Regions from separate parts of the Homo sapiens genome. Here region 1 is linked to region 2. Evidence: read pairs that join two places in POLR2A ChIA-PET (ENCODE). Cell type or tissue: A673. All regions are shown on one strand. Links, peaks and the distances in the headings refer to the core of each region. The heading gives the core; the rest is flanking DNA. Region 1 has its middle 3.3 kb from the start of HNRNPAB. Region 2 has its middle 11 kb from the start of TMED9.

Region 1 (4,392 bases), core at 173-4,172, 620 kb before region 2:
CTGGCGAACATGGTGAAACCCCGTCTCTACTAAAAATACAAAAAAATTAGCCGGGCGTGGTGGTGGGCGCCTGTAGTCCCAGTTACCGGGAGGCTGAGGCAGGAGAATGGCGTGAACCCGGGAGGCGGAGCTTGCAGTGAGCCGAGATCTCGCCACTGCACTCCAGCCTGGGCGACAGAGCGAGACATCGTCTCAAAAACAAAACAAAACAAATACACCACTCGTGAACTCACGAGGTAAAGGACAGGGTGGGGGCGTTGTTCTCTTCCTAATACACAAAACTCCTTTATATTATCTCCTTGACCACAAAATTTTAAAGGCCTCGGTAATCCCGTTATTCCTTTTAATCATATGGGTGGTGGGCCCCAAGGCAAGCAGGATTACAACCTCTGGAGCCTGCAGGTTACCAAATAGCAACCCAGAACACAAGGAACTAGCGTTTCCAGTGGATTCCTGCAGCCAGGACCAGTGTGGTGGGCTGGGCATTCCATTTTCTCTTCTGTATCTTAACAACCAAAGTAAGGTGGTATGGTCACCAATTTTATTTATTTTATTTTTTGACACAAGGTTTTGTTCTGTAACCCAGGCTGGAGTCCAGTGGCACGATCACGGCTTACTGCAGCTTCAACCTCCCGGGCTCAAATGAGCCTCCTGCCTCAGCCTCCCAAGTAGCTGGAACCAGAAACGTGGCCACCACGCCAAGCGAATTTTTTGTAAACACAGGGTCTCCCTATGTTGCCCAGCTAGATCACCAGGTTTTTTTTTTCTTTGAGACGGGGGTCTCGCTCTGTCGCCCAGGCTGGAGTACAGTGGAGCCATCTCAGCTCACAGCAACCTCCACCTCCCAGGTTCTAGCGATTCTCCTGCCTCAGCCTCCTGAGTAGCTGGGATTGCAGGTGTGTTCCACCATGCCGGGCTAATTTTTGTATTTTTAGTAGAGATGGGGTTTTACCATGTTGACCAGGCTGGTCTTGAACTCCTGATCTCAGGTGGATCACCAATTTTAAATGAGAAAACTGAAGTCAAGAGCAGCGGCCCAAAGCTACACAACCAACTCAGGCACTAACTCCACCCAGGCACTGGAGTTGCCCTGAGAATGAAAAATGAAGATACGTGGATTTCAGGCTTCTCTAGGAAAGTCCGAAGATTTAGCTCACACTGTACTGCCTTCCCCCAAAGTAACAATCAAGTGCAGCTGGGATACCCATACCCAGGTGGGCAAGTGCCCTCTGGTTCACCCCAAGGCCACTCTTCACTGTCCCAGGCTAATTCCATAACAGGAAGTCACATATTTCCACACGACCTTACTCATGTCACTGAGATCTGGCAGCAAGGCTTTCAGGGCGGTCTCTAACAAACTGCTCACCCCACCTCCACCCCAGCCCTTGCCAACCCACAGAAATGAGGGCCAGGGCTGTGGCCTGCAGGAGATGATGGGCACAGCTCCCCAAGCAGTGAAGGTAATTCAGGAAATTAAGTTCAAAGTCAAATAGTGTAGGTGCAGCCCAAAGACATTACTGCAGGCATAAATTCCCTTAATCTTCCACGTGGATTTCTTTAGCACGACTCAGAAACACTTTCAGTGACGTGTAAAGTCTGAGGATACAACATTTGGACAGCGCTTAGCAGTTTGCAAAATGCTTTCACCAACCTTGCTTTACTGGAGCTTCAAAATAGCTTTGTGCAGTTACCCATATTTTATACACAAGAATACTGAAACCACAGCTAAAACTGTGGCCATGAAACCAACACGTCCAACTCCACATTGGGGATTGTTTCCAGGGCTCCTGGCTACTGTGGGACAAGGTGTGTCTGAGCTTCTGAGTTCCTTGATGTAAATTAGATCTCCTATCAAAGATCTAATTTATTCTGAGGCTCAGCTGGGCGTGGTGGCTCACGCCCGTAATCCCACCACTTTGGTAAGCCAAGGCAGGAGAATCCCATGAGGCCAGGAGTTTGAGACCAGCCTGAGCAACATGGTGGAACCCCCATCTCTACTAAAAATACAAAAAAAAGTCTGGGCATGGTGGCCCAGGCCTGTAGTCCCCCCTGCTCGGGAGGCTGAGGCACAAGAATCACTCGAACCTGGGAGATGGAGGTTGCATCGAGCCGAGATCGCACCACTACACTCCAGGCTAAGTGACACAGCGAGACTCTGTCTCAAAATAAATAAATAAATAAATAAAGAATCCTGAAGCTCAAATAAGGTAATGGCTTAGAAAACACTTCATAAACTAGAAAGAACTGCAGGCAGGTAGGGGTCAGTCTCAGCAAAAAATAAAAAATGCCGGGCCGGGTGCGGTGGCTCACGCCTGTAATCCCAGCACTTTGGGAGGCCGAGGCAGGCGGATCGAGACCATCCTGGCTAACACGGTGAAACCCTGTCTTTACTAAAAATACAAAAATTAGCCGGGCGTGGTGGGGGGGCGCCTGTAGTCCCAGCTACTCGGGAGGCTGAGGCAGGAGAATGGTGTGAACCCGGGAGGCAGAGCTTGCAGTGAGCCGAGATCGTGCCACTGCACTCCAGCCTGGGGGACAGAGCCAGACTCTGTCTCAAAAAAATGAAATTACATAAATAAATAAATAAAGCCTTCATATTGTATCCAAGGGTGTTTCTGCCAGAGGCAAGGCACCACACTGTTTGGGAAACAGCAGGAAGTCCTTTTGACACAAGCCTCCCTACTTTTGTTATTAGGTTCAGTTACAGACCCTGAGTAGAGGGCAATTCCATGACAGTGAGGTTCTCAAGTCAGCCAGGAGCTCAGTTACCCCTGAAAATCTCTTAAAAGGCCCATAGAGTATACACTCCCTGGGTTTGGGCTATTCAGAATATATGCATAAAATGTGGACAATCTCCAATCTAGGAAAGGACATACACAAAATGCTTTTGGATTGTTTTTTAATTACATGAATTGATTTTTCTCACATTCTTTTTTTCGGTTTTTTGGCTGAGCCTGCAAGGTGGAAGTTGCATGAGTTAACTACAAATATATCGTGCCTCTGCTGTGGCCAACTCCCGCTGCAGCCACTTTCCCCGCTCCACCAAACTCCAGCTCCCCTGCTTCAGAGGAGTCCTCTAGCCAGATGAATCTTTCTAAAACACAAGTCATAAGATCTGAGAGCTACAGTGAAAAAAGGAAAAACTGAAAATGCAAGTCCCATCTTGTCACTACCTCTGTGTGAAAACCCTGGCTGACTTCCCAGTGCTGTCAGGATGAAGTCTTAGCCTTGACTTCGGGTGAATACGAGTGGGACAGACAGTTGGGGCTCCCAGAAATCTGTGCCCCCACCTTGCCAGCCTCCCCTGCTGTGTGGTCTGTGAGTGGAAGAGTTCCTTTCAGGCTGGGGCCATGGAGACTGGGGGCCTTGTCCAGACTTCCCTTCACCCCGCGACCATGTGTTCTACACGGCTGAGCTACCTCATGGAGAAGAGCTGTTCGGCCCACATCAGATTTGACACAAGCTGAAAATGAACCTGTACTGGGCCTGGCACTGAGATTTGGGATTTTTTTTTTCTCTCAAACTGTAGCCTGGCCTACTCTCACCCTCCCACCTGGCCTATAAGGTCCAGCATGAGTCGCCTCAGCTGCACCTCCTTGCCACTCTCCACTCCAGCTGTGCTGAATTTCTTTTACTTCCTAGAACTCACCAGTGCCCTCCTGCCTTTGGGCCTTTTCACCTGCTGTTTTCTCTACCTGGAACAGTCTTCCCAAATGTCACCTAACTACTGTACACATTGGGAGTTGAATTGTGTGCCCCCGCAAAAGACATGTTCACAGCCGGGCATGGTGGCTTACTCCTGTAATCCCAGCATTTTGGGAGGCCGAGGTGGGCGGATCACGAGGTCAGGAGATCGAGACCATCCTGGCTAACAGTGAAACCCCGTCTCTACTAAAAATACAAAAAATTAGCCAGGCGTGGTGGTGGGCACCTGTAGTCCCAGCTACTCAGGAGGCTGAGGCAGGAGAATGGCGTGAACCCGGGAGGTGGAGCTTGCAGTGAGCCAAGATCATGCCACTGCACTCCAGCCTGGGCGACAGAGTGAGACTCCGTCTCAAAAACAAAAAAAAAGTTACGTTCAAATCCTAACTCCTGGTGCCTCTGAATGTGGCCATACTTGGAAATAGTCTTTTCAGGTGGAATCAAGTTAAGATGAGGTCAAACTGGAGTATGAGGATTAAAGGCCCATATGGGAGTAGGGTGGGCCTTTAATCCTGTATGACTGGTGAACTTTGGAGGGGGAAAGACAGACACACGGGAAAAATGCCACATGACCACGGAGGCAGAGATTGCAGTGATGCATCTATAGGCCAAGAAGCACTGAGGATTGCTGGCAACACCGGAAACTAGGAGCGGGGCAAAGATCCTCCCTTGAAGCCTTCAGAGGGAGCA
Region 2 (4,392 bases), core at 291-4,290:
GGCCCCACCTACAACACTGGGGATCAAATTTCAACATGGGATTTGAAGGGGACAGATATCCAAACTATATCATGTGTCATCGCTCAGAAACAGATTGTTCTATCAGCACAATACATTTGCTACTTGGAAAACCACATCACCCTTCCTAATGTCTGGGTTACGGGCTTGGCAATATTGCTGTGAAGCCACTGGTGCACTATCTCCCTACATGCATGTCACTGCAAGCCCTAAGAATTTTTCCTTTTTATCCTTTAGGGTATTTCTATGGGCAGTCTGACCACTGGACCACTGCCATGGCACAGTGCAATACACAGTGTGATCTGCGGGCCAGCCCTGGTCTCTCAAGTTTGTTACAGGTCTGCAACAAGGTAAGTATAGAAATTTGAACCAGGTTCAGTGGCTCATGCCTGCAGTACAGCACTTCAGGAGGTTGAGGCAGATTCCTTGAGCCCAGAAGCTTGAAAGCAGCCTGGGCAACACAGAAAAATCCCATCTCTACAGAAAAAAAAAAAAAATTAGCTAGGCATGGTGGCATGTGCCTGTAGTCCCAGCTACTGAGGAGGCTGAGGTAGGAGGATCTCCTGAGCCTGGGAGATCGAACCTGCAGTATGCCATGATCGCTCCACTGCACTCCAGCATGAGCACTTTGTCTCAAGAAAGAAAAGGGGAGGGGAGGGGAGAGGAGATTGGGAGTAATTGTTTAGGATTTTTATTTTTTTAAATTGAGACAGAGTCAAATTGGGAGTAATTGTTTAGGAATTTTTTTTTTCTTTTGAGATGGAGTCTTGCTCTGTCGCCCAGGTTGGAGTGCAATGGTGCGATCTCGGCTCACTGCAAGCTCCACCTCCCAGGTTCACGCCATTCTCCTGCCTCAGCCTCCCAAGTAGCTGGGACTGTAGGCGCCCACCACCTCGCCCGGCTAATTTTTTGTATTTTTAATAGAGACGGGGTTTGACCGTGTTAGCCAGGATGGTCTCAATCTCCTGACCTCGTGATCCGCTCTCCTCGTCCTCCCAAAGTGCTAGGATTATAGGCGTGAGCCACCATGCCCGGCCTTGTTTAGGAAATTTTTATAGACATTTGACATTGGTATAACATCCAAGCACATGATCTGGTTTTTTTTTTTTAGTTTAATTTAACTTAATTTTTTTTTTTTTTTTTTTTTTTTGGAGACAGGGTCTCGCTCTTTCTCCAGGCTGGAGTGCACTGGCATGAGCTCAGCTCACTGCACCCTCCACCTCCCAGGTTCAAGCCATTCTCCTGTCTCAGTCTCCCAAGTAGCTACCATGCCCGACTAATTTTTGTATTTTTTGGTGGAGACAGGGTTTCTCCATATTGGCCAGGCTGGTCTTGAACTCTTGACCTCAAGTGATCAGCCCACCTTGGCCTCTCAAAGTGCTGGGATTACAGGTGTGAGCCACCTTGCTGGCATTTTTTTTTAAACTTAAGTTCTGGGATACATATGCAGGATTATGCAGGTTTGTTACATAGGTAAACATGTCCCATGGTGGTTTACTGCACCTATTAACCCTAGGTATTAAGCCCTGCATGCATTAGTTACCTTTCCCTGAGGCTCGCTCTCCCCACTCCCCTGCCCCGATCAGTTTTATTTTTTATTGGATTTTACAAAAATACTCATTTGTGAGGGGTTGGGAATTTAAACAACAACAATGGCCGGGCACGGTGGCTCACACCTGTGATCCCAGCAGTTTGGAAGGCCGAGGCGGGCGGATCACGAGGTCAGGAGATCGAGACTATCCTGTCTAACACGGTGAAACCCCGTCTCTACCAAAAATACAAAAATTAGCCGGGCATGGTGACAGGTGCCTGTAATCCCAGCCACTCAGGAGGCTGAGGCAGAAGAATCCCTTGAAGCCAGGAGGCAGAGGTTGCAGTGAGCCGAGATCATGCCACCGTGCTCCAGCCTAGGTGACAGAGCGAGACTCCATCTCAAAAAAAAAAAAAAAACCTCCACACCCCCACCCCGCAACCCCACACACAGGTTCTTGATACAGTTGATAGTACCAGTCTAGAATGGTTCAGAACCATGGACAGCACCTCAATCTCCCTCCAAAACCCTATTGTCATTGCCTCTGCCTGTTTCCAGCTCCAGTGAATGCCACTGGTGAGCTCCTAGCTACCAAATCCTATGGGTGCTTTTAAGCACGTGCCTTAATTGACGTTTCTAAAGCGTTTAACTTTTATCAACATCTGCATCTGTCATTTTTGTTTAAAAATAATTCCCAATGAAATAATAGAAAACGTTCCCCTAGGATTATTAAGATGCCATACCACTAGAATGAGCGGATGGTTTTTTGTAGCTGAAACATATTATTAATCTTAAGACATTGCATTAACAGTTTTCATGTACTTTTTAGTGGGTTCTTGGAGGCAGGAGACAGGTTTCATTCAATTTTGTATCCAACATGTATCATAAGGCCTGGCCCAGAGTTTGTGCGAGTAAATGCCTGCCACTTATCAGCTGAATGACCTTGGACAAAATATTACTAAACTTCTTTTTGATGCTGTTTCCCAAGTTATAAAATTATTATAATAATAAAGTCTATCTCATGCCATTATATTTAAGATGAAATTAGTTAATACCCTTAAAAGTGCTTAGAACAGTGCCTAAAACAGAAGAATAAAAGATATTATCATTTTAAGCCAGCCACGGTGGCTCACACCTGTAATCCCAGCACTGTGGGAGGCCAAGGTGGGCAGATCACCTGAGGTCAGGAGTTCAAGACCAGCCTGGCCAACATGGTGAAACCCCATCTCTAATAAAAACACAAAAATTAACTGGACCTGGTGGTGGGCACCTGTAATCCCAGCTACTCAGGAAGCTGAGGCAGGAGAATCACTTGAACCCAGGAGGCAGAGATGGCACCACTGCACTCCAGCCTGGGTGACACAGTGAGACTCTGTCTCAAAAATAAATAAATAAATAAATATATATATATATGAACAAATAAAATAAAACCTGGGAAATTTGACTCAACTTTTGGCATTCTTTTCTCTGCACCAGATACTTTTCTCCAGATAAAGGAAAGACCCCATACAAAGACCCCATACAAAGGGGCCTCTGTCTTTAAAGAGCTGGCCATATCAGGGGGAGTATGTTCATTCTTATGGCTTCTGTAACAAATTGACACAAATTAATATGGCTTTTCCATTATTCTCTCACAGTTCCAGAGGTCAGAAGTCCAAAATCAAGGTGACAGCAGGGCTGTGTTCCCTCCAGAGGTTCTAGGGGAGAATCCTTCCTTGCTTCTCCCAGCTTCTGGTGGCTCCAGACATTCCTTGGCTTGTGGCTGCATCATTCTCGTCAGTCTCTGTTTCCATCTTCACACAGATTTCTCCTCTGATGTCTTTTCTACTCTCCTGACTCTTACGAAGATTCATGTCATCTGGATTTAGGGCCCTCCCAGGTAATCCTGGATAATTCACCCCAGAATGATCTCATCTCAAGATCTTTACATTAGTTATATTTGCAGCTAGGTGCAGTGGCTTATGTCTGTAATCCCAGAACTCTTGGAGGCTGAGGTGGGAGGATCATTTGAGCCCAGGAGTTGGAGATCAACCTGGGCAACATAGTGAGATCCAATCTCTACAAAAAAATTTAAAAATTGGCTAGGTGTGGTGATGCATACTTGTAGTCCCAGCTACTTAGAGGCTGAGGTGGGAGGATCACTTGAGCCTAGGAGGTCAAACCTGCAGTGAGCTGTGATCTTGCCACTGCACTCCAGCCTGGGTGACAGAGAGGGACCCTGTCTCAAGAAAAAATTATTATTATATTTGTAAAGACTCTTTTTCCAAATAAGGTCATATTCAAAGGCTCTGGGGGCTGAAGCATAGCCATATCTTTTTTGTAACCACTAGTCAACCCATTACAGAGAGCAAGAAGTGTACCCATGATAAGGTATCCAGTGACATTAAAAAATGGGACAATTGGCTGGGCACGGTGGCTCACACCTGTAATCCCAACACTTTGGGAGGCTGAGGTGGTCAGATCACCTGAGGTGGTCAGATCACCTGAGGTCAGGAGTTCAAGACCAGCCTGACCAACATGGAGAAACCCCATCTCTACTAAAAATACAGAATTAGCCAGGCGTGGTGGTGCATGCCTGTAATCCCAGCTACTCGGGAGGCTGAGGCAGGAGAATCACTTAAACCCGGGAGGCAGAGGTTGCGGTGAGCCAAGATTGCACCATTGCACTCCAGCCTGGGCAAGGAGAGCAAAACTCCGTTAAAAAAAAAAAAAAAAAGCACTTCAAGTGGCTTAACCCTTAATTACATAACATGTTAAGGTTAGAGGCTTTTTCTGAGACAAAGTTGCAGCCTCAGCCTCCCAGGCTCAAGCCATCCTCCCACCTTAGACTCTGGAGTAGCTGG

What was found. ChIA-PET counts read pairs that join two places held together with the same protein. Peaks named below come from ENCODE experiments on the same cell type or tissue, not always from the same donor. Only the 100,000 strongest peaks of a DNase experiment are listed, where the experiment ranks them.
Region 1: POLR2A ChIA-PET joins it to region 2 with 6 read pairs; 5 of 35 experiments call an interaction of 5 or more read pairs at or near these places.

The regions. Positions count from the first base shown.
Region 1 is chr5:178,199,013-178,203,404 of GRCh38, reverse strand. No RefSeq gene overlaps it. Among named protein-coding and RNA genes, the nearest start is that of HNRNPAB, 3.3 kb to the left of the region's middle. In A673, for the core only: no CTCF peak of the experiment used is centred there; no DNase peak of the experiment used is centred there.
Region 2 is chr5:177,579,430-177,583,821 of GRCh38, reverse strand. No RefSeq gene overlaps it. Among named protein-coding and RNA genes, the nearest start is that of TMED9, 11 kb to the left of the region's middle. In A673, for the core only: no CTCF peak of the experiment used is centred there; a DNase peak (open chromatin) is centred at 2,081.